Linked DNA regions of Homo sapiens: regions 1 and 3 are each linked to region 2. A link is an interaction called in ENCODE POLR2A ChIA-PET data of the cell type or tissue named here. Cell type or tissue: B cell. All regions are shown on one strand.

The links. Peaks named below come from ENCODE experiments on the same cell type or tissue, not always from the same donor. Only the 100,000 strongest peaks of a DNase experiment are listed, where the experiment ranks them.
Region 1: POLR2A ChIA-PET joins it to region 2 with 6 read pairs; 2 of 35 experiments call an interaction of 5 or more read pairs at or near these places.
Region 3: POLR2A ChIA-PET joins it to region 2 with 6 read pairs; 3 of 35 experiments call an interaction of 5 or more read pairs at or near these places.

The regions. Positions count from the first base shown.
Region 1 is chr4:1,930,546-1,938,545 of GRCh38, reverse strand. NSD2 (nuclear receptor binding SET domain protein 2) reads right to left here. Exons shown (of 22, transcript NM_001042424.3): 6 at 7,776-7,920; 7 at 3,284-3,402; 8 at 14-95. Among named protein-coding and RNA genes, the nearest start is that of MIR943, 52 kb to the left of the region's middle. In B cell, no CTCF peak of the experiment used is centred here; no DNase peak of the experiment used is centred here.
Region 2 is chr4:2,847,836-2,855,835 of GRCh38, reverse strand. All of the region lies in intron 1 of ADD1 (adducin 1), which reads right to left. Among named protein-coding and RNA genes, the nearest start is that of ADD1, 8.0 kb to the right of the region's middle. RefSeq lists enhancers at 2,874-2,933, 3,064-3,113. In B cell, a CTCF peak has its summit at 3,771; DNase peaks (open chromatin) are centred at 3,275 and 4,130; H3K4me3 peaks cover 2,319 bases; H3K27ac peaks cover 7,677 bases.
Region 3 is chr4:2,506,952-2,514,951 of GRCh38, reverse strand. RNF4 (ring finger protein 4) reads right to left here. Exons shown (of 8, transcript NM_002938.5): 5 at 2,987-2,996; 6 at 2,355-2,514; 7 at 1,821-1,869; 8 at 1-1,282. The coding sequence ends at 1,133. Among named protein-coding and RNA genes, the nearest start is that of FAM193A, 26 kb to the left of the region's middle. In B cell, no CTCF peak of the experiment used is centred here; a DNase peak (open chromatin) is centred at 3,031; H3K27ac peaks cover 3,155 bases.

The DNA.
Region 1 (8,000 bases), 920 kb after region 2:
CTGACCACATTACCTGCCTGGCTCTTGAGCGAGGAGGCTGCCTCCATGGCCTTGTAAGAGCTTGTTCTGGCCGTTTTGTCAGTGATTGTGTCTCTCTATTATTTAAAAAAAAAAAAAAAAAAAAAAAAAGAAAGAAAAAAAAAAGAAAAGAAAAAAAGGAAAAAAAAAGAAAAAGAACAACAAAAGGAAAAGAAAGGAAAAAAAATCTCCTCATGTGAATGAACACAGGTTGCTGAAAAGTTTCGTGGCAGAAACTTCTTCCTTTGGAAATGTGTTCCACACATAAGTCATCCATGGTTGCCCAATCTCAGACTTTTTTCACAATCTGGACTGATTCTTTCTTCGCACCTCCCGCTCTCGCATCTGTCAGGAGGGCGAGGTGGGTGGGGCCACGCCAAGACCCGCTGCAGTCATGTGGTTAAGACACCTGATACGAGTCTTATTGAACATGCACCTAGACTCTCCACTGAACCCAAAGCAGAGGATGAACATGAGAAAAATGGATCCTTCCATTCAAGAGGTGCCCAATCAAGTTAGACTCAGCCCTGCTAAGTCAGGACCAACATTACTAGTATCACTATACTGAGGATTTCCAATTTTTAGACAAACACCAGATACACCTAATGAACAAAGATCATCAGTAAAACATGTCACAACTGAGAAAAGCAAGAAATGGGAGAAGGGATCATGAAGCTTTTCTCAAGGGCTGAGATTCTGAAAGGTGTGGCTGAAAACTGTCCTGTCCCCATAGCACTAGAGCAGCGCTGCCCAGGGAATGACTTGCCACTCCTGCACTCATACTCCATCTCACCCACCTGCCTGGAACCAGAGCCAGTGAGACAGGATGCGGTGAGGTGGAATCCAGAGGATCATGGACAAGGCGACAGGAGAATGCACTTGGGACAGTGCCTAGCATGTCAGAAGTGCTCAGTGCACATTGGGTGTCATATGTGGTTTGGCTCAGGTTTATAAAACCCAAATCTGAAGAGACAAGACACCATTACTTCTTTTTATCATGTGCTATCTCCTGAGATAGGAGCTAATAAAACATTACTAGCCACTTAATGTGAATTTTGGTATTCTGAGTGTCTAGGGTCATGTATTTTTTAGGTATAACATTTACACAAATATTTCAAAACAACCAGTTTCAGTATGATTGCCAGCAAAGGGCTGCTTTAATAGAAGGTAACCTGGCCAGCCGCAGTGGCTCACACCTGTAATCCCAGCACTTTGGGAGGTGGAGGTGGGCGGATCACTTGAGGTCAGGAGTTTGAGACCAGCCTGGCCAACATGGTGAAACCCCATCTCTACTAAAAATACAAAAAAATTAGCTGGACATGGTGGCACGCACCTGTAATCCCAGCTACTCGGGAGTCTGAGGCAGGAGAATCACTTGAATCGAGGAGGCGGAGGTTGCAGTGAGTGAAGATTGCACCACTGCACTCCAGCCTGGGTGACGAAGTGAGACTCCCTCTCAAAAAAAAAAAAAATTAGGTGACCAGAGCAAATGTTAAGTGCAGGCTTCCTGGTAACTACAAACCTTAGTGACTACAGGTGAATCTGACCTAGCTTACTGCTGAACACTTGATCACTCAACAACCTCACCTATGGCAGGTGCCCCAGAAGAATGTTCTGTGGGCCAGAAAAATGGCGCAGGGCCTGCCTGCTCCTCTCAACTACAAATACAAGTTTAAAGAAATAAGGTAAATGATATGGTGTCCACATATTTACACCTTAGCAATATGTGAGATGTATTTTCCATTCTTTGAAATAAAAAGAGCATTTTAACTCAGATCAGTGAAAAACAGGATGAAGCTTTACTCAAAATCACAAATATACAACTACTCTGTCAGAACTTTTTTTTTTTTTTTTTTTTTTGAGATGGAGTCTCCTTCTGTCACCCAGGCTGGAGTGCAGTGGCGCAATCTCAGCTCACTGCAACCTCCGCCTCCCAGGTTCAAGTGATTCTCCTGCCTCATCCCGAGTAGCTGAGATTACAGGCATGCACCACCACACCCGACTAATTTTTGTATTATTAGTAGAGATGGGGTTTCACCATGTTGGCCAGACTGGTCTTGATCTCCTGACCTCAGGTGATCCACCTGCCTCAGCCTCCCAAAGTGCTGGGATTACAGGTGTGAGCTACCACACCCGGCCAGAACTATTATCGAATAAAATAGAAATTCAAACAAAGTACAAAGTCTAATTAAAGTCTCAGTTCATGAAAAAGTTAACCGGACATCTGAGACAGTTGAAATGAATGGCACCACTTCATACACTAGGAAAAGGGCTCACGTCTTCTACATGCATGGGCACCATACGCTAGACAGAATAACCCGGTGTTTCCTTGGTTGGTTTCACTCCCCTGCAGGTACCAGGCAAACTCTGTCCCTGGACACATGCTGGCAGTAAGCGAGGAGCACAAGGACCCGGGGCTGGCTTTGTATCTATGCTGCACTTTTCCTGCACAGCCTGTTTAGTATTCCCATTCAGTAAACAATAACATGAATTACTAATAAACTAAATAAAATCTAGGTTCATTGCCTTTAATGAACTGTTGACTTTTTATTGACATGTAACACATATCTCTAATGGACTTTGATGCCAGTTCATTACTTACATCCTGAATAATAAGCCCTATAGAGAGGTTATGGTGTTTGGGGGTTTTTTTGTTTGTTTTTTTTTGAGACAGAATCTTGCTGTGTCGCCCAGGCTGGAGTGCAGTGGCATGATCTCAGCTCACAGCAACCTCTGCCTGTCAGGTTCAAGCAATTCTCCTGCCTCAGCCTCTTGAGTAGCTGGGATTACAGGTGCACGCCACCATGCCCAGCTAATTTTTTGTATTTTTAGTAGAGACGGGGTATTACCATCTTGGCCAGGCTGGTCTCGAACTCCTGACCTCAAGCAATCCACCTGCCTCGGCCTCCCAAAGTGCTGGGATTAGAGACGTAAGCCACCACACCCGGCCAAAGAGGTTATTTTTAGTGACAATTTTGTCCAATCTAAAAAACAAGTATTACTCAAAGCATTTGGATGTCTGTTTTCTTGCAGAGCAACACACCATCGGTTTCTGTGATAACACCCCTGGAGGGTAAGAACCTGCAAGCAGCCTTTCTCAATGGGGTTCTGTAAGAAATGCAAGCCTTCTGCTGAATACCAGCCTGGAAGGAGCTGGGTGCACTGACACCTGCATCTCATGTGTGCTCCCATGCAGGGAAACAGTGGCACCAAGAGTCACAGAGCATACACTCTGACAGGTCAAGCAAACCTGGAACACAATTACCTTCCGAAGACTGTGCTTGTCCGTCCTGAGTCTTTTCCTGGGTGTGTCCTCAGCTTCAGCATCTTCTGTAGGGTCCTGTATCCTCTTTGTGTGGTTTCTTTTTTTCCCATTTACATTACCTTGGAATGGGGAATGGGGAAAATGTACATGAAAACCACTCCAAAAGCTGCATTTGAAGCACTGTGAGAACCTACCCAGGGCATTCAACATACAGATCCAGCCCATGATGGGTTTCCTGTAACCCTGCTGATTTCCAGGGCTTATGTCTTACAGATCAAATCTCTTTACAACAAAAAAACTGGTGACTATATCTAACCTTAGGGATTATATTAGCATCTGTTTTATCTGTTTTTTATATATATATATATATATATATATATATATTTTTTTTTTTTTTTTTTTTTTTTTTTTTTTTAAGATGGAGTCTCGCTCTGTCACCCAGGCTGGAGGGCAGTGGCACAATCTCAGCTCACTGCAACCTCCGCCTCGTGGGTTCAAGCCATCCTCCTGCCTCAGCCTCCTGAGTAGCTGGGATTACAGGCACGTGCCACCACGCCCAGCTAATTTTTATATTTTTAGTAAAGATGGGTTTTCACCATGTTGGTCAGGCTGGTCTCGAACTCCTGTCCTCGTGATCCGCCTGCCTCGGCCTCCCAAAGTGCTGGGATTACAGGCGTGAGCCACCGCGCCTGGCCTTATAATTATAATTTAATGTATTAAAGCATTAAATTTAAATATAACCCAGTATTTTATCTATTTATTTATTTTTGAGATGGAGTTTCGCTCTTGTAGCTCAGGCTGGAGTGTAATGGCACAATCTCAGCTCACTGCAACCTCTGCCTCCTGATAGCCCAGTATTTTAAAAAAATCTTTTCCTAGGCCGGGCATGGTGGCTCATGCCTGTAATCCCAATACTTTGGGAGGCTGAGGTGGGCGGATCACCTGAGGTCGGGAGTTTGAGACCAGCCTGACCAACATGGAGGAACCCCATCTCTACTAAAAATACAAAATTAGCCAGGCATGGTGGCACATGTCTGTAATCTCAGCTACACAGGAGGCTGAGGCAGAAGAATCGCTTGAACCCAGGAGGTGGAGGTTGCAGTGAGCCGAGATTGTGCCATTGCACTCCAGCCTGGGCAACAAGAACGAAACTCTGTCTAAAAAAAAAACGAAAAACAAAAAAAAAATCTTTTCCTTACTAACATTCAAAGACTTGTGGAATTTAAGTTGAACTTAAAAAAAAAAACAACTTGCTACTTTTTAAACATTTCCTTAAACATGTTAAGTAGTAACACAACATTTATATATGCAAATTAAGGGCTTCCTCCATGTTTGCTCAGCTGTTCCATGTGTTAGGTGTTCCCAGGAATAGCAGTTAATCCAAGACCTAAGGCATCCAAACAATATCAACCTAAGACGGTAAGGTGTAAGTGCAAATTCTACAGAGATGATTAATTTCAACATGCCAATGTTTATTTTAAATATAAATCCAATATTATCATTTGCATGACTGCTTTACGGAGGGGTTCAGGGTTTTTATTAATGGACTCTTCATAAAACATCTTGCAGGGCCGGGCGCGGTGGCTCACACCTGTAATCCCAGCACTCTGGGAGGCCGAGGTGGGTGGATCACGAGGTCAGGAGATCGAGACCATCCTGGCTAACAGAGTGAAACCCCGTCTCTACTAAAAATACAAAAAAAAAAATTAGCTGGTCATGGTGGCGGGCGCCTGTAGTCCCAGCTACTCGGGAGGCTGAGGTAGGAGAATGGCATGAACCCGCCAGGCGGAGCTTGCAGTGAGCCGAGATCGCGCCACTGCACTCCAGCCGCCTGGGCGACAGAGCAAGACTCCAACTCAAAGAAAAAAAACATCTTGCAGAAGGACACTGTTGCCCTGAAGGACGCTGTCACCCTCAAGCCTCACTACTGTTGGGACAGGAGACACCAGCAAAAGAGTGCTCAGCTCCACAGGGTCCAGCAAGGCCTCAGGCAGAGGTACAAGTAAGTGTCCGTGCCCTGCTGCCAATGCATTCACAGAGCCTCACCTCAGGTCTAGGCCTGAGCCCAATGCGCAAGAAGAGTCAGCAGCCAAAGCGTGGGGGCCCTCACCAGCTGCAGTTCCAGCCTGGTGTGATGGGGGCCAGGCAAGCAGCCCTCGTGAAGCCCACTCCTGGCCACACCACTGCAGGCTGGTGCAAAGGCAGTCTGGGGAAGAAGCCCGTGGAATGCTCGGCAGCAGGACCTGCTCAGGCACTGCCAAGCATAGGCACCACATGGCACAGCCAGCCAAACTCTCGAGGCCCCCCTCAGGCAGGTCTGCCTTCAGAACACCCGTTCGTGAGCACAAAGCCAGCCCCGCGCCTCGCTTTCCCACAGGCGAGGTCCTTGACACAGCACATCCTCGACACAGCACCTCCTGAGCACCTCTCCATTCATCCAGGATGAGGCAGCAGCCGCTTCTTACAGAAACAAGCAACAGGGGCATCTGTATGGATTTTCATTTTTTTTGAGATGGAGTTTCGCTCCTGTTGGCCATTCCATTGGCTGGAATCCAATGGCACGATCTCGGCTCACTGCAATCTCCGCCTCCCAGGTTCAAGCGATTCTCCTGCCTCAGCCTCCCAAGTAGCTGGGATTACAGGCATGTGCCACCACGCCTGGCTAATTTTGTATTTTTAGTAGAGATGGGGTTTCTCCATGCTGGTCAGGCTGGTCTCAAACTCCCGACCTCAGGTGATCTGCCCACCTCGGCCTCCCAAAGTGCTGGGATTACAGGCGGGAGCCACTGCGCCGGGCTGGAATTTTTTTTTTTTTTTTTTTTTGGAGATTGACTCTTGCTCTGGCGCCAAGGCTGGAGTGCAGTGGCGTGATCTTGCCTCACTGCAACCTCTGCCTCCCGGGTTCAAGAGATTCTCGTGCCTCAGCCTCCCGAGTAGCTGGGATTACAGGCATGCACCACCAGGCCTGGCTAATTTTTTTGTATTTTTAGTAGAGATGGGGTTTCACCATGTTGGCCAGGCTGGTCTTGAATTCCTGGCCTCAAGTGATCCACCCACCTTGGCCTCCCAAAGTGCTGGGATTACAGGTGTGAGCCACCGTGCCCAGACATCTGTGTAGATTTCTAACACTGAGGTCATGGGCGCGTGACAATGATGTGGTGCGCCATCCTAGTTGTTAGCACCAGGGTCACCTGAAAGTCAGGATTAAAGGACACCCAAGAACCTGCATACACCTGACACACACTGTGGGCAGAAACTCAACTGTCACTTCTATCCACTAAGCACTCAGCAAAATATAACACAATCAAATTTATGCTTACACTTCGAGGGTAAGCTGAATCTGGCTTCAGGAAGAGCTGGCTCATTTTTAAATAAGCCAGTCATTTAAAAGGAACACGTCTCTAAATTTAGTGTACTGATAGAGTGAGGTATATTTTCTTTTAAAGAAAATATACAAGTCCTAAATATCCTTGCTATTCTAAATTATAGTATTTGCAATGAACACTGAGGAAGTTGAACAAATTCAAGATTAATGAGATAGCTGATGAAGAGATCTAGAAACACCTAAATCAAGATGAAAACATCTGAGAAAGAGAAAGGTGACAGCAGGCACATGTGGCCAGACCCTTTCGCTTCTGGGCCCCGACTTCCCTTTAGGTGAGTCTTGAAACACTTTATGTTTGGACTCTCCAAAGCTCCTCAATGATGACTCTTCAGATATACAGTACTTTTTTTTTTAATTTTAAATTGATACCCTAATATGTCAGTTATTTTTACATTCAAATCTCAGTTTTCCACAATTTACATCCAAGCACATATTTATCACAAATCTAACCACTGTTACACATCTTCAAATCTTACAATGTCAGCTCTCCCTCCTCTTGCCACTGCCCAAAGCAAACTAGCACTTTTGGTTTTTTTAAGCCGAAGGCCTAGGAAGGACCAAAGGATACCTGAATTCAAGGTCAGTCCAGTCACCCTTCTTGCCCTATGAGCTCTCAGGCAAACAAGCCAGGAGCTGCCCACACTCCGGACCCCTGTAAGGTGCAGACTACAGCCGAAACCAGGAGGATTGCTCTCAGAAGCAAGAAAAGTGCTGCCTCCTCGGAAGTCACAGGCCTGAAGGCTGACCCTACCACATCATGTAAGCCTGGAATCCAAGAGACGACCTTCCCTCCCCTTCCTTCTTGTGTCCTCTCTTCACACAGCCCCATCAGCAGCAGTGACCACAGTGGCTGCTCAACTTGGGTAGGAGAGCAAGGGAGCCACAGGCCAGAAGGCACTACATTGAATAGCTCTCATAAGCCAGTAAACGCAGATGGCAGAAGCTGTTTTTACTGTGACCACACGCACTTGGACCGCTGGCCCAAACCCCACGGGTCAGAAACAGGGAGAGTGGACACACTTCCCTACGGTTCCAAGATCAGAGCTCAGCTTGCTACACTACACACATCAACCCAAGCAGAGGACATCAGCATAATGCTATGTTTACCAGAGTCTTCTTCAGCCTGGACAGGGGCCACCAGGGCAAACTTGGTGTTGTAGCGTGCTCTCTGCTTCTCACTCAGCAGACTCCACTGTGACCTGAGCAGCTCTTCAATCTCCTCACCTGAAGCATCTGGGTGCTCAGCTACCACCTGTGGGAACGGGAGAAGGTGCAATGAGAAGTTAAATCCGTAAAACTCATTGGGTTTTGTTTTGCATGAAATCAAATGCA
Region 2 (8,000 bases):
CCCAGCTACTTGGGGGCTGAAGTGGGAGGATCACTAAAGCTCAGGAGGTCAAGGCTGCAGTGAGCTGTGATCGCGCCACTGCACTCCAGCCTGGGCAACAGAGTGAGAACCTGTCTCAAAAAAAAGAAAAGAAAAAAACTTGTGCACTCCAGTCTGAGTGTCAGAGCAAGACTGTGTCTCTTTAAAAAGAAAAAAAAAAAGTCTGGACTAAAACACTGAACAACAGCAGCATGTAACTTGAGAGTTGAATAATTGGAATTAAAGAACTTTCATGCCTTTGCTGTATCTAGGAGGGCGACAGAATATTAGTTTTAGACTTCGTTAAATATGCATAGCAAAATTTCAAGGGTAATCACTAAAAGAATATTAAGAGTATGTCATTTCCAAACCAAAAGATGGAAGAATATAAAGAAAAACAAACAACTCCCAGTTGTTTAAAAAGGCAAGCATGGGGAGAAAAGACAAACAGAATACAAAACCTAAGATGATAAAGAAAGTACAAATTTATCTGAATCATAACATAAATGTACTAAATTATGCCAGTTAAAAGACAGAAATTACAGGTAACTTATAAGAGACACTCTTTTAGTAAGCTGAGTAACGGTCCCCAAGTTAACAGGTCTGAATAATGCCTGGAACCTGTAAATATTACTTTATATGGCAAAGACTACAGATATAATTAAGTATTTTGGGATTGTGAAATTATCCTGGATTACCTGGGTGGGCCCTGAATGTAATCACCAGTATCCTTATAAAATCGAGGTGGGGGAGATTTAACCACACAGAAGACAAGAAACCAATCTGACCTGGGTCACAAAGATTGGAGTGATGCAGCCACAGCCAAGGAATGTGGCAGCCATGAGAAGCTGGAAGAGGCGAGGAACAGATTCTCCCATACGACCTCCAGAGGAAGAATGCACAGCCCTAGTGACACCTTGATTTTGGTCCAGTGATATTGTTTTCAAACTTCTGGCCTCCAGAACTATGAGAGAATAATTTCTGCTGTTTTAAAGCACCACGTATGTGGTAACTTGTTACAGGAGCCACAAAAAACTAATATACCCATGAAACAGAACACAGACAGTCTGAAAATAAATGGACAAAAATACAAATACCAGGCAAACACCAAACAAAACAAAGCTGGAGTAATTATATTAATATCAGACAATGAAGACCAAGAAAATAAAAGCATTTATTCGGAATGGAAAAGGCCATAAACCTAAGTACAGCTCAACAGGAAGATGAAAAGTATAAGGTTATTCACACCTAATAAAATACTGTCAACATATATGAACCAAAAATTGCTAGAACTCACAGAGAAACTGACAAATCTACCATAATGAGATTACCATAATAATCTACCACATTGCTCAAGTCAGTAACAGTAAATAGGAAATATGAGCAATGCAAGCAAAAAGTTAGATCATTAGAGATATACAGAACCTTGCACCTCCCTTTCTCACACAAATTAAATACATATTCTTTCTTTCTTGCTTGCTTGCTTGCTTTCTTAAGATGGAGTCTCATTCTGTCGCCCAGACTGGAATGCAGTGGCATGATCTTGGCTCACTGCAGCCTACGCCTCCTAGGTTCAAGCAATGCTCCTGCCTCAGCCTCCTGAGTAGCTGGTATTACAGGCGTGTGCCACCACACTGGGCTAATTTTGTTGTATTTTTAGTACAGATGGGGTTTCACCATGTCGGCCAAGCTGGTCTCAAACTCCTGATCTCAGGTGATCCGCCCACCTCAGCCTCCTAAAGTGCTGGGATTACAGGCATGAGCCACTGCACCCAGCCCATATTCTTTAGAATACAAGGAATGTTTATAAACATTCATGTCATATCTGGCAATAAAGAAAATCACAACAAATTCCAGGGAATCAGCAGCACACAAGCCATTTCTCCGGGTGCAATGCAATTAAAACATAATAACGGCCAGACGCGGTCGCTCACGCCTTTAATCCCAGCACTTTTGGAGGCCGAGGCAGGTGGATCACCTGAGGTCAGGAGTTCAAGACCACCCTGGCCAATGTGGTGAAACCCTGTCTCTATTAAAAATACAAAAACCAGCCAGGCGTGGTGGCGGGCACCTGTAATCCCAGCTACTTGGGAGACTGAGGGAGGAGAATCGCTTGAACCTGGGAGGCGAAGGTTGCGGTGAGCCGTGATTGCACCATTGCACTCCAGCCTGGGTGACGAGAGCAAAACTCAGTCTGAAAGAAAAAAAAACAACATAATAACAGAAGAGTTTCTTCAAACCATATATTTAGAAATTTAAAGGTACATTTTAAAATAATTTATGGGCCAAAAAAGAAATCATAATGAAAATTTAAATATACATTACTAACAAAAATATTACAGTTGGAAACTATTGGCTTCACTAAAGAGATGCTTCTAGAGAGCTATATAGCCTTAAACACTTATACTAGAAAAAGACGCCGGTGGCTCACACCTGTAATCCCAGCACTTTGGGAGGCTGAGGTGGGCAGATCACCTGAGGTCAGATGTTTGAGACCAGCCTGGCCAACATGGTGAAACCCTTATCTCTACTAAAATTATAAAAATTAGCTGGGTGTGGTGGGCGCCTATAATCCCAGGTACTGGGGAGGCTGAGGTGGGAGAATTGCTTGAACCTGGGAGACAGAGGTTGCAGGGAGCCAAGATCGTGCCACTGCACTCCAGCCTGGGCAACACAGTGAGAACCTGTCTCAAAAAAAAAAAAAAAAAAAGTAAGTGACCAACTTCTAAAAAGTTACAGAAAGAACAGAGTAAAACCCAATCTAGCAACCTGTACATTCATTATGCTTTAAACACTATATGTAATTTGTATCCTTAAAACAACTCTGATGGTTAGATTACAGCTATTTCCACAGCTACAAATGTCCTGCTTATCTGAGTTTAAAAGCACCTTCAGGCCTGCCTGGGCAACATAGCAAGGCCTTGGCTCTACTAAAAAAAAAATTTTTTTAGTTAGCTGGGTGTGGTGGGGTGGGTCTGCAGGCCCAGCTGCTCAGGAAGCTGGGTGGGAGGACTGCTCGGGCCCACGAGGTCAAGGCTGCAGTGAGAGCCAAGATCGCACCGCTGCACTTCAGCCTGGGTGACAGAGCAAGACTCTGTCTCCAAAAAAAAAAAAAAAAAAAGATATTTCCTGCTTTACAAACAGTACAGAAAACACCTAGTACAGAAAATAGAAGACACTGAATGCTGCAGACACCCTAGGTCAGTGACATTGCTGGTGATTCTGTTGTCAAAGTATGTGTGCTTCAGTCCCTGGAGACGTTGCTCAGAAAAAAACTGAAATGGAGTATCTGCGAAACCCCATCTCTACAAAAACACACAAAAATCAGCCGGGTGTGGTGCTGTGCACCTGTAATCCCAGCTACTCAGTACGCTGGGGCACAAGAATCGCTTGAACCCGGGAGGCGGAGGTTGCAGTGAGCCAAGATCGCACCACTGTACTCCAGCCTGGGCGAAAGAGCGAGACTCTCTTTCAAAAAAAAAAAAAAAGAAAGAAAAGAAAAGAAAAAAAAGAAAAGAAAAGAAAAGAAAAGAAAAGAAGGAAGGAAGGAAGGAAGGAAAGAAAGAAAGAGAAAGAAAGAAAGAAAGGAAAGAAAGGAAAGAAAGGAAAGGAAAGAAAGGAAAGAAAGAAAGAAAGAAAGAAAGAAAGAAAGAAAGAAAGAAAGAAAGAAAGAAAGAAAAGAGGCCGGGTGCTGTGGCTCATGCCTGTAATCCCAGCACTTTGGGAGGCTGAGGCGGGCAGATCACCTGAGGTCAGGAGTTCGAGACCAGCCTCAACATGGGGAAACCCCGTCTCTACTAAAAATACAAAAATTAGCCGGGCGTAGTGATGCATGCCTGTAATCTCAGCTACTCGGGAGGCTGAAGTAGAATTGCTTGAACCTGGGAGGCGGAGGTTGCGGTGAGCCGAGATCGAGCCATTGCGCTCCAGCCTGGGCAACAAGAGCGAAACTCCATCTCAAAAAAAAAAAAGAATAAAAACTGAGTATCCGGATGGTGGGGGTCATCTATTTCCCCCCTAAAGACTGGTCAATTAACATCACATCCCTTCCTACTGAAGGAGACACTCAGACCAAAAGGGAGTTCATTCTATGAGACTAAAGACCATTCCTAACCTTCCTTCCTGCCTGAAGCCCTATGTGACAATAACTTGAATAACTTGATTAATGGTATCATCTGGCAACAAGGTTGGCCTTTTAAGAAAATCTTAGAAAGCATGGTTTAACCACAAAGTTCCTACTAAACTGCAAACACATGCAGCTGTATCAGACAAAAAAATACCTCTACATAGGCTTTATTTTGAGAGAGAGGGAGAGACAGACAAAAAAGAGCTACAAGGCTCTCTATTGCATCTTCTGTGTCTTTCCCTCTTAAGGCCTGCTCCTCCATCCTCTATGTTCTGGAAAAGAAGGAAAGAAAGCACACTGACAGAATCCTCACATACTGTAAGCATTGTAAGTTTGCTTACCACAGCCTCACACCTCCAGTTAGATATGACTGTTATTATTATTACTCCTATTTCTGCAGATGAGAAAAATTAGTTCAGAGAATTTCACCATTTTGATCCAGGGCCACACATCTTGAGTGGCAACATTTTTAAAAATTAGCCAGCTGTGGTGGTATGCACCAGTAGTCCTAGCTATTCCGGAGGCTGAGGTGGGGAGGATTACTTGAGCCCAGGAGTTCCAGGTTACAGTCAGCTATGATTATACCACTGTTCCCCAACCTGAACAATAGAGCAAGACTGTCTCTAAATGAAGTATACAGAGTTTTAGTGTATTCAGAGTTGTGTAACTAATCATCACAATCTAACGTTATAACATTTTCAACACCCAAAAAGAAACCCCATACACATTAGCAGTCATTCCTCATTCCCACTCCATTCTCCCCAGCTGGAGCCCCAGTCAACCCCAAATCTACCTTCTGCCTGTATAGATTTGCCTACTGGGGGTCAGGTACAGTGGCTCACACCTGTAATCCCAGCACTTTGGGAGGCCGAGGCGGGTGGGTCACTTGAGGTCAGGAGTTCAAGACCAGCCTGGGCAACGTGGTGAAACCCCATCTCTACTACAAATATAAAAATTAGCCGGGCGTGGCCAGGCGCGGTGGCTCACGCCTGTAATCCCAGCACTTTGGGAGGCCGAGGCGGGCGGATCATGAGGTCAGGAGATTGAGACCATCCTGGCTAACACGGTGAAACCCCATCTCTACTAAAAATACAAAAAATTAGCCGGGCATGGTGGCAGGCGCCTGTAGTCCCAGCTACTCAGGAGGCTGAGGCAGGAGAATGGCGTGAACCCGGGAGGCAGAGCTTGCAGTGAGCCAAGATCGTGCCACTGCACTCCAGCCTGGGCGACAGAGCAAGACACCGTCTCAGAAAAAAAAATCAGCCGGGCATGGTGGCACACACCTGTTCCCAGCTACTCAGGAGGCTGAGGCAGGAGAATCGCTTGAACTTGGGAGGTGGAGGTTGCAGTGAGCCAAGATCGCACCACTGCACTCCAGCCTGGGCAAGAGAGTGAGATTCAGTCTCACAAAAAACAAAAAACAAAAAGATTTGCCTATTGAAGACATTTCACATAAGTAAAATCATGAAGCACATGGTCTCTTGTGTCTGGCTTCTTCCACTTAGCATGTTTTCAGAGTTCATCCATGTTGTACCAGGTATGAGTGCTTCAATCCTTTCTATTGCCAACTACTATTCCATCGTATGAACAGACCACATTTTGTTGATCCACTCATTAGCTGATGGACATCTGGGGTGTTTCACTTTTTGTCTGTTAAACATAATGCTGCTCTGAACATTCACACACAAGCTTTTGTACGGACATATGTTTTCACTTGGCCTTTGCATTCTCAAAGTGTTTTCACAACATTCTCTCTTTCATGTATTACATGGCTACTTAATTTTCCGATGGAGAAAAGTGAGGCTTGGGGCAGCTAAGTGACTTTCTCACCCACTCAACTACCCTCAGCAAACCACAGTAAACCCATAGTGAAGAGCCAGTACTCCTTTCATAATACCACACTGCCTATGGTTACGGCTCCCTCTCCTGTGAAATAAATTTCAAGCGACAGTGTGCAGATGAGGGAAAACATTTTTTAGGTAAGGAACTCCCTAAATCATTCTCAATACGTTAATCCACAAAGCAAATTTAAATTAAGCCCTTCAGAGTAAGAGAAGGAGAGAAGTGTTTGGGATGGGATATTCTAAAGGTCCCTCCCAAATGATGACTTTCTCCTCCCCATGCAAACAGCCACAGCTGCCATTCCAGGCTGCAGAGGCACACATGTAGTTACATCTACTGCGCCCCATTCCTGAGGCATGCCCTTTCCAGCAAATTTGAGATATACCTGTGGACTCTGTCCCCTAACGTCAGCCCCAGATGCCAGACTCCCTGGGCCCAAGGCCTAGATGCAGAGCTCGTCTGTTCTAATACAGATAACAGTATTTTGGAGGCATATATTGCTCAGATCAATTGTATGAACCCTCTTTCCCAACCTCATGAAGCACTGTCTAGGTTTATAATATTTCTGGTAATAAAGTTCAGAAAAAAACAATAATTATATTAATAATATAAGTCATTTGCTGACAGCTTAGTAGGTACCTTTTGGCATTTACTTCATTTAATCCTCACAATAACCATGTAAGATAGGGACTATTGTTACTTTAGTGTCCATACTTAATTATGTGGAGAAAATACACAGTTGGTAGGAGTATAAACCAACGTAACTTCTTAGGAGGATAATCTGGAAACATCTACGGAAAGTAAAAGTGTAATTACTCTTTGACATGGCAATCTCACTTCTGAGAATGTATCTATAGATATACTTCATAGGTGCCCAAAGATGGAAATGTAAGAATATTAATTGGGGCCAGGAGGGTAATTTGGAAATGTCTATGCAAATGAAAAGTGCAATTATTCTTTGACATAGCAATTTCATTTCTGAGAATGTATTTATAGATGTACCTCATAAGTGCCCAATATGGAGATGTAATATTAATTGGAGCACTGCTTATAACAGTAAAAACCTGGAAACAGGTCAGGTGCAGTGACTCATGCCTGTTATCCTAGCATATTCAGAGGCTGAGACAGGAGGATCACTTGAGACCAGGAATTCAAGACCAGCCTGAGCAACACAGCTCAGGCTTTTGAAACCTTATCTCAAAAAAAAAAAAAAATTAGCCAAGCCTGTTGGCATGAACCTGCAGTCTTAGCTACTTCAGAGTCAGAGGTGGGAGAATGGCTTAAGCCCAGGAGTTCAAGGCTGCGGCAAACTATGATCACATCACTATATTCCCGCCTAGGTGACAGAGCAAGAGTCTGTCTCAAAAAAAATAAATTAATTAAATAAATATATGCTCAACATGTTTAAGCTGACAGTTATCAAAAACAGTGTTACACATTAGTTATAACAACTGTTTAAAAAGGTACTTCTAGAAAAATTAAGCTCAAAAGGCAAACTGTATTAAATGTGCTTCCCCTCATTCCTTTAAACTCAAGGTTCCTCAATGTAGAAAGGCCAGAATAAGCATTAACAATTAAACAACTCTATTAAAGTTTAATATTATGCTATGTTAAGATTCCTATTTTTTTTTTTTTTTGAGACGGAGTCTCACTCTGTCCCAGGCTGGAATGCAATGGCACGATCTCAACTCACTGTAACCTCCGCCTCCTGGGTTCAAGTGATTCTCCCGCCTCAGCCTCTTGAGTACCTGGGATTACAGGCATCCACCACCAAGCCTGACTAATTTTTGTATTTTTAGTAGAGACAGGGTTTCATCATGCTGGCCAGGCTGGCCTCGAACTCCTGATCTCAGGTGATCCACCTGCCTCGGCCTCCCAAAGTGCTGGGATTACAGACGTGAGCCACCATGCCCAGCCTTGCCTCCCACTCTATTCAAAGTCATCCCTTTGCTCACTGAGATAGATGCATATCTGGTTGCCTCCTTAGGAAAGGCTTATCAGAAACTCAAAAGAA
Region 3 (8,000 bases), 340 kb after region 2:
GTTTCACCAGTCAAAACCTATGGAGCAGTCAGAAGCCCGAAGCATCCAAGCCCAGTGGCCAGGAAGCTTCTGAAATAAACGGCACTGGGTTGGGAAGGATGAGAAAGCCAAGACAGGTGGGCCAGGTTCTCCGAACATGGGGCAACAGTGACCTGGGCAAAAGCCTGGAACTGAGCGGCTGATAAGGCCACAATTACTGCCACCACCTCTCAGTATCTACACGGGGGCAGACGTTAGGCAGTGGGAACTGAGGACTGGAGGGCGTGTGGCAAACACGGGATGGATTTTATCAGAAAAGAGAGGACACCCAAACACGTGCCTGCCCTATTTATCTTGCATGTCCTGTGCCAGGTGAAGGACGCTGGAGCATGGGTAAGGTTCCTGAGAACAACTGGTGGGCAGAAACGGGCTGGGATGGGCACTGCTCCACAGGCAACATTAAGCCTCTGAGGGGGACACTAATAGTGCTACATCTTGTGGGCTGCTGAAAAGTAGGTAACGAATGGCCTTTATTGCACTTTTTCGTTCTTAGGAAACAGGGGAGTGCCCTGCAGAGTTTCTCTTGATTTGCAGAAATCACTGCAGATCAATGATAAGGTGCAGGCAGAATCACGGGTGACCTCTGACTCTCAAGGGAAGAAGTCCAGTGATTGGTCTTTCCAGGGCCTCAAGGGGCCACTCTTCAACCTGGGATCCTCGAGCTGGGTGAACCGGGTCTGGCTTGGTCAATGTGTGGCAGGCAGATTGGTCGACCGGCAGACACTTGGGACAAAAGGTGGTGTGCCCGGGAAAGCTGGGGCAAACTTTCCAAACAGGGAAAATTTCTTGGCAAATGTGCAGATTCTGCAACCAGACTGGAACCACGATTCCCAATGCGCCTGACTCCCTTTCTCCCACTCTAGAACTGGACCACCCCAGAGGAACAGAGATGGCCTGGGAGGGCCCTGGGTCCAGCGCCATAGCATCAAACTGGAGATAACAAAAGGAAGGGGTTGGAAACAAAAGAGCAGTTTACATATCAGATGTTGGTTTCGAAACAGTCTTTTTGATCTCAGGAAAATGGAGGCAGATACCACTGGAGAACCTGGCTGTCTGTCTGTCCATCCGTCTCTCCTGGGGGGCTCTGAATACTTCATATATAAATGGGGTGGTACCGTTTGTGGTTGATCTTTTTCCTACAAGTTGGGCAAGTATTAGCATTCTTCAGGGAATCACGGAGGCACTGGCTACAGAAGACATGGCCGCATTCTGTGGAAACGATGAGACGTCCATTCTGCACGATCTAGAAGGCATTAAAAAGAAGAGCCTCCGAGTTTGCCCTTGTCCCAGAGCAGCCATGGGGCCAGAGAATCCCACCCACCTATGCCTAAGATGACTAATTAAAGGAAAGCAAGGGCCAGGCTACAACAGGGAGGGGTCTGGAGAGCTAACTGTGTCTGCTGTGGTCTCTCTCAGCTGGAGAGCAGGAGGCAGGGGCCATGGCATCTCAACAGTGTGACAGCCCAAGAGGGTTATGAGGGACCCCAGTAAACACTAGCAGCTTTCAGTTAGAGCCAGGATGGGGCACAAAAAAGGAGGACGCATTTGCACCCGGAAGCTCAGGGCATACAGGAGTATAGGGGCTGAAGGTGAAAGTTGTAGGGTCCAAGGAGAAACTGGCACATTCTCCCCTCACAGGCAGATCTGCAATAAGTGACGGCCCAGGCATGACTGTGAGTAGGGGTGTCCAATCCCACCGAGGGGGAAGATCCTGTCTCATCCAATTCTTTCAGTGAAGTTTAGAAACCAGAAGCCTGGAAGATACAGCTTGGTTTACTTACCTCTGAGTATCCGTCCATGCAGATGGGACAACTGACAGTACCTGAGGGCCTAAGAGCACAGTGCTTCACGTTAGTTTCTCAGTCAACGCAAACATTTTATTATACCCTGTCACGTGAGTGGCCCCTATCCCCTACAAGAGTCCCGTCCCTGGCCTCCTGACTCTGCCTTAGCGCGGGCATCCGAGAGACTTTCAGGAAAGCCAACTGCCCCAAGGGCATGTGGGAGGGTGAACATGAGAAGGTGCACACAACCTGAGTCACCCTGCCCTCCCCCAGGCCCCTACCAGCCCCAGGATCCCTGTCTGGGGCCACTGGGACTGTCTGCACACACTGTGTCAGCGCTTGGCATCCTCTGGTTACAGTGGGAATAGCTGGACTCAGTTCTGGACCCAGTTCCAACTGTATCCAGATGCTGGGTAGAGGCTTGGGCAAGCCCTTCCAGGGCCAAGGGCTCACAGATTTGCTGAAAAGTATTCCCATGCCCTGGCCCCACATCCTAGCATGGCGGCAGCAGAGCTGGGGGCACGTTGGTACCTGAGGCCTGTAGCGCCCTCATCCCTGGCGTTTCTGGGAGTATGGGTAGTCACATATACGTCTCTGTCCCTGGACAACTCCTCATCGTCACTGCTCACCACACAGCTGTCAGCATGGTCCTGGGGCAGCCTCCTAGCATTCCTCCTTGGTCTTCTTCTTTCTAAGGTAAGAGGTCACATTTTCAGGTTGGAGGCTCTCTACTCTTACCATCCTCACCACTCCCATCCTGACGCCTCTTAAGACCCTCTTCCTTCCCTGCCTGGGACCCCCAGAGACAAACTGCTGCCATGCTCAGCTATAACCCAGAAGGTTCTGCCCAGCTCTGGAGGCCACTATCTTATCTTCCCAGGAGAAACCCCCCAACCCCTGCTGTGAGCTACCAGCCTTCTCCAAAATCTGGTAGGCCACAAGAAAGGACTATAGCTCAGTGCTCAATGATAGTGGTGAAGTTTCTTCAGCAGGCACAAGGGGGACTGGCTGTGTGGGTCTGACCACAGCATCTGCGAAGGCATCTTCCTGCTTGGAGCGCTCCAAGCCCTTGGGGATGGTCTGGCAAGACCTGCAGCACCGCGGCTCTCACCTATGCCAGTTTCCTCTCCAAACCCAGTGAAAAAGGAAACGAAACCACTCACCGTCAACAATCTTGTAAACAGAAGGAGAAAAACAAAAGAGAAAGAAGCAATCAGTTTGATATAAGTGATAAACGAAGCCATTTCTTTTTTCTGACGTGTGACACCCTCTGTGGAACCCTCTGGTGAGCAGCAGAGGCCCCACCCTCCTCCCACCCACAGAGGATCTGTGCACCTCTCCCAGTCAGTCAAGCCCACTTCCCAAGTCACTCCACCTCCCAGCTGATGTGCTGTGTCTCTCCCTGCTGGGTGTTTAGTGGAGTCTCCTGGAGCGTGAACACAGCCACAGCCACACCATGTGCTGACTGCAAGACCTGGGGACCTTCCTTACTATCTGGGGGCTGCCACAGCCACACCATGTGCTGACTGCAAGACCTGGGGACCTTCCTTACTATCTGGGGGCTGCCACAGCCACACCATGTGCTGACTGCAAGACCTGGGGACCTTCCTTACTATCTGGGGGCTGCCACAGCCACACCATGTGCTGACTGCAAGACCTGGGGACCTTCCTTACTATCTGGGGGCTGCCACAGCCACACCATGTGCTGACTGCAAGACCTGGGGACCTTCCTTACTATCTGGGGGCTGCCACAGCCACACCATGTGCTGACTGCAAGACCTGGGGACCTTCCTTACTATCTGGGGGCTGCCACAGCCACACCATGTGCTGACTGCAAGACCTGGGGACCTTCCTTACTATCTGGGGGCTGCCACAGCCACACCATGTGCTGACTGCAAGACCTGGGGACCTTACTTACTATCTGGGGGCTGCAGCTTTCTCTTCTGAAGCAGAGTCACCAGAGCCCACATCTGACTGTGCTGTTGTGAGGGTTACGTGAGGCAGTGAACATTTAGACAGCACTAGGGGCATGATGCTCTCTCAAGCTGACGCGACCAATGTAGGCCACTGCCAAGGTGGAGCCTTCATGTGGAGGAGGATTTGCATTGCTCAGTAGGTTGTTACAAGTAACTAACAGAGAAAAGCAGGCTATGCATGACCAATGCGTGTGACACACACCAAGGATTGAACACAATCCAATTCTCTGTCCTGGGGGCCTAAGAACCTGACAAGCCTCTCACCTGCCAGCTCAGAACTTACATCTAGACAATTTCTGCTCCAACAGTTTCAAACGTGGTTCCTCCCACCTTCTGGCCAAGTGCTCTTACCCATCTAGGGGGGCCAGTGGAACGCCCTTTCCCTCTTGCTGAGCACGTAGGAGGGGCTGTTTCAGGAAAGTTCTCACCACCAAAGCCCTACTGCTCACCTCACCCTGCCTGTCCCCTGGGCAGGACATCCTGCCCTACAGTGACAAGAAGCTCTAATCCTCTACTCTGACTCCCGTGCAGCCAGGATCCTAGACGTGAACCGAGTTCCCTCAAACAGACACACTCATGCTACTGGCAGGGCAGGGGATGGAGGCCGATTTGAGCTGCTGAGGGTGTTGGCACTGGCAGGCACAGCTGCATCCTGAAGAAACACTTCTGGCAGAGGCTGCTATGTCTTGAGCCCAGGCCTCTCCTCCCTAGAAAGGGTCTGCAGTACTGTCTACACGAACCCAAAGATATGAGTGCAGGGGGTGGATGCCGCCTCCAGACCTTCTTCATGGAGCAGACACAGCAGCTCCCTAGGTGGGTCAATGCTTCGAGGTCAAGAGTTATTCCTGGAGACCCAGCCCAGACACTGCTGATTTAGGCTTCTCCTTCCATGTTAAAATCCACTAAGCTTAGGAATAATTAGAGTGGATTTTGTTTCCCAAATGGCATCCTGACATACACAAACGGCCATGCAGGAAGAATGCAGGACTGAGTATAAAGGTCTTTGATTTGAGGATGAGAATATAATCCACATACGTGGAGCCACTGAAACGTGCTCCCCTTTCCTCTTAGAGGAGACTGCAGACGGTGAAAAGGGAAATCTGGGGACAATCAGTCAACCTCACCATCAGGACCAAACTTACCAGGGCCGGCACAATGTACTGTCCGCATGAAATCTAGAAAAGGAGGCTCTGGTAACAGTGCTGGCCCTTGGGGAAAGCCTTGGGTTTAGCTGGGAGCAAAAGCAAATTCTTCTGTGGCTAGAAATGACCCCAGCTTTCTACAGCTCCAACATGCCCCCACCCTCTGCCAAGATGACCCACTAATTAGGTGTGGACACCTGGAAAGGGTATGACACTCCCAGTGCCCCAGCCATGACAGTGCGCGTACTGAGTCTTTATGGTCTCTTGTGAGTCATACCCAGCTTGCCTGTGGATGGTACCAAACTGAGGCCTGTCCTGAGCACTGAGCCCAGGGGCTGCTGGCAAGCAGCAGGTGATACACACACAACTACTGGGGTGCATAAGAACAGGGTCGCCAGAGTGTTTCCTCACTGGTAACAATTCTGACTGTCCCCGCTTTTAATGAGAGAAAAACAGCTTCCAGATGAGTCTTCAGTATAAGAACAACACCACAGGCTGGGCGCGGTGGCTCACACCTGGAATCTCAGCACTTTGGGAGGCCGAGATGGGCGGATCACTCGAGGTCAGGAGTTCGAGACCAGCCTGACCAACATGGTGAAACCCTGTCTCTACTAAAACTACAAAAATTAGCTGGGTGTGGTGGCGCGTGGCTGTAGTCCCAACTACTTGGGAGGCTGAAGCAGGAGAATCACTTGAACCCAGGAGGTGGAGGGGGCAGTGAGCCGAGGTCACGCCATTGCACTCCAGCCTAGACAACAATAGCGAAACTGTCTCAAAAAGAAAAAAAGAAAAGCACAGGCCCGGTGGCTCATGCCTGCAATCCCAGCATTTTGGGAGGCAGAGGCGGGCAGAAAACCTGAGGTCGGGAGTTTGAGACCAGCCTGGCCAACATGGTGAAACCCTGTCTCTACTAAAACTACAAAAATTAGCCGGGTGTGGTGGTGGGCACCTGTAATCCCAGCTACTTGGGATGCTGAGGCAGGAGAATCACTTGAGCCCGGGAGGTGGAGGCTGCAGTGAGCTGAGATCCATTGTACTCCAGCCTAGGCGACAATAGTGAAACTGTCTTTAATTAAAAAAAAAAAAAAAAAAAAAAAAAGGCCTGGGGCAGTGGATCATGCCTGTAATCCCAGCACTCTGGGAGGCAGAGGCGGGCAGATCACCCGAGGTCGGGAGTTTGAGACCAGCCTGACCAACATGGAGAAACCCCGCCTCTACTAAAAACACAAAATTAGCCGGGCATGTGGTGGCTCATGTCTGTAATCCCAGCTACTCAGGAGGCTGAGGCAGGAGACTCACTTGAACCTGGGAGGTGGAGGTTGTGGTGAGCCGAGATTGCACCACTGCACTCCAGCCTGGGCAACAAGAGTGAAATTCCGTCTCAAAAACAAAACAAAACAAAAACAAAAAACAAAACAAAACAAAACAAAAACCAAACAAACAAAAAAACAAAACCAACGACCACAGCCTGGCCTCTCAGCTGGTGGACAATACAGTATTGATTACTGGTGTTCCCTCCACCCAGTGGCCGAGTCACATCAAATTCCAGAATCCCTGCAGACATCTCAAGAACTCTGTAATGAACCTAAATCACAGCTATGGCCCTGCAGGTGGCACAGTACTTGCCCAGCACAGAAGATAGGTGCAGAGGGAAGAGTACCAGCGCTTCATAAATGCCTACCAGATGAGTTGAGAGATGGATAGAGGTGTAACACAAGCTCTGGGGCCTCTAATCTATTTGAGAGGCTTTTAAGATAAGTGAAAAACCAAAACTGAAATAACAACAATTAACTAATCCCCTGAACTGAATAGTTTAATTAGTACTGTGGTAAGCTAGCCCAAGATCAGAAATTCACACTTCCTCGGCTGGGCATGGTGTCCCATATCTGCAATCCCAGCACCCTGGGAGGCCAAGGCGGGATGAATCACTTGAGCTCAGGAGGTCGAGACCATCCTGGGCAACACGGCGAGATCCCGTCAATACAAAGAATAAGCTGGGCATGGCAGTGTGTACCTGTAGTCCCAGTACTCCTGGGGCTGAGGCAGGAGGATCTCTTCAACCTGGGAGGTTGAGGCTACAGTGAGCTGAGCTCGGGCCCCTGCCTTCCAGCCTGGGCAACAGAGCAACACCCTGTCTCAAAAAGAGAAAAGAAAAAAAAAAAGAAAAAGATTCACTCACTCATACATTTTATTTTACTCTAGCTTCTTCTCAACTATGGACAACAGTCCATAGGTCAGAGCATTTAGAGACGAGTGGACCTGCAGCAGGCACATCTGATTGGTCACTCGAAGCCCCTTTGTGCTTCTAAAAGCACAGGTGAGCCTCAGAACACCTCTGCATGAAAGAAGCAAGTATAGGAATCACTGGGTCCCGTGCACTCAGGCTGGCCCCTGGCATTTCTAGGAATGTTCACCCAGCCAAGGGCACCAAGACACACTTGCTTTAGACAACTTTACAGCTCACAGCACTGCACATTGCTCCACTGGAAAAACAGCCATCTCCAAGCACTGTGCACACAAAAGGCTACTCAATGTCCAACAGCTACACACATCATGCAGTTACTGATGCCTGTTACTTGCGGCACTGGCAGGAAAGTCGGGAAGACTGGTGCGGACAATCACATTGTAGTTGAGTAGCCAACCCATCTTGGCTAATTCCTGGATATGATGTTTGGGCTTTTCTGAGCTCTTCTTTCTTTCTATGGAATTGGGCTGGCTCACTTATTCCAACAGTGTGCCTCCTGTGTCCTTTACACCCAGAGATCTACAGGGTTCTGTCCCTCCCTCCTTCCCTCCCTCCCTCCCTCTTCCTTCCTTCCTTCCAGAAAAGCCTTTATCAAGCATCCTTTCTACAGAGTCTCATAAATGGAAAACCAGGCAGGATACAGAATAAAACACACATAGTGTGACTTATTCATACATTATAGAAACAGACCAAAAAAAGATTCCAGAAAAATCAACCTTACTAAGAGACAATCTTTGGAAATTTAAGAAAAACAGCCTAAGTAACATTTTCAATAACCTTCCCCTTAAAGAATCTCGATTCCTTAAAGAGAGTT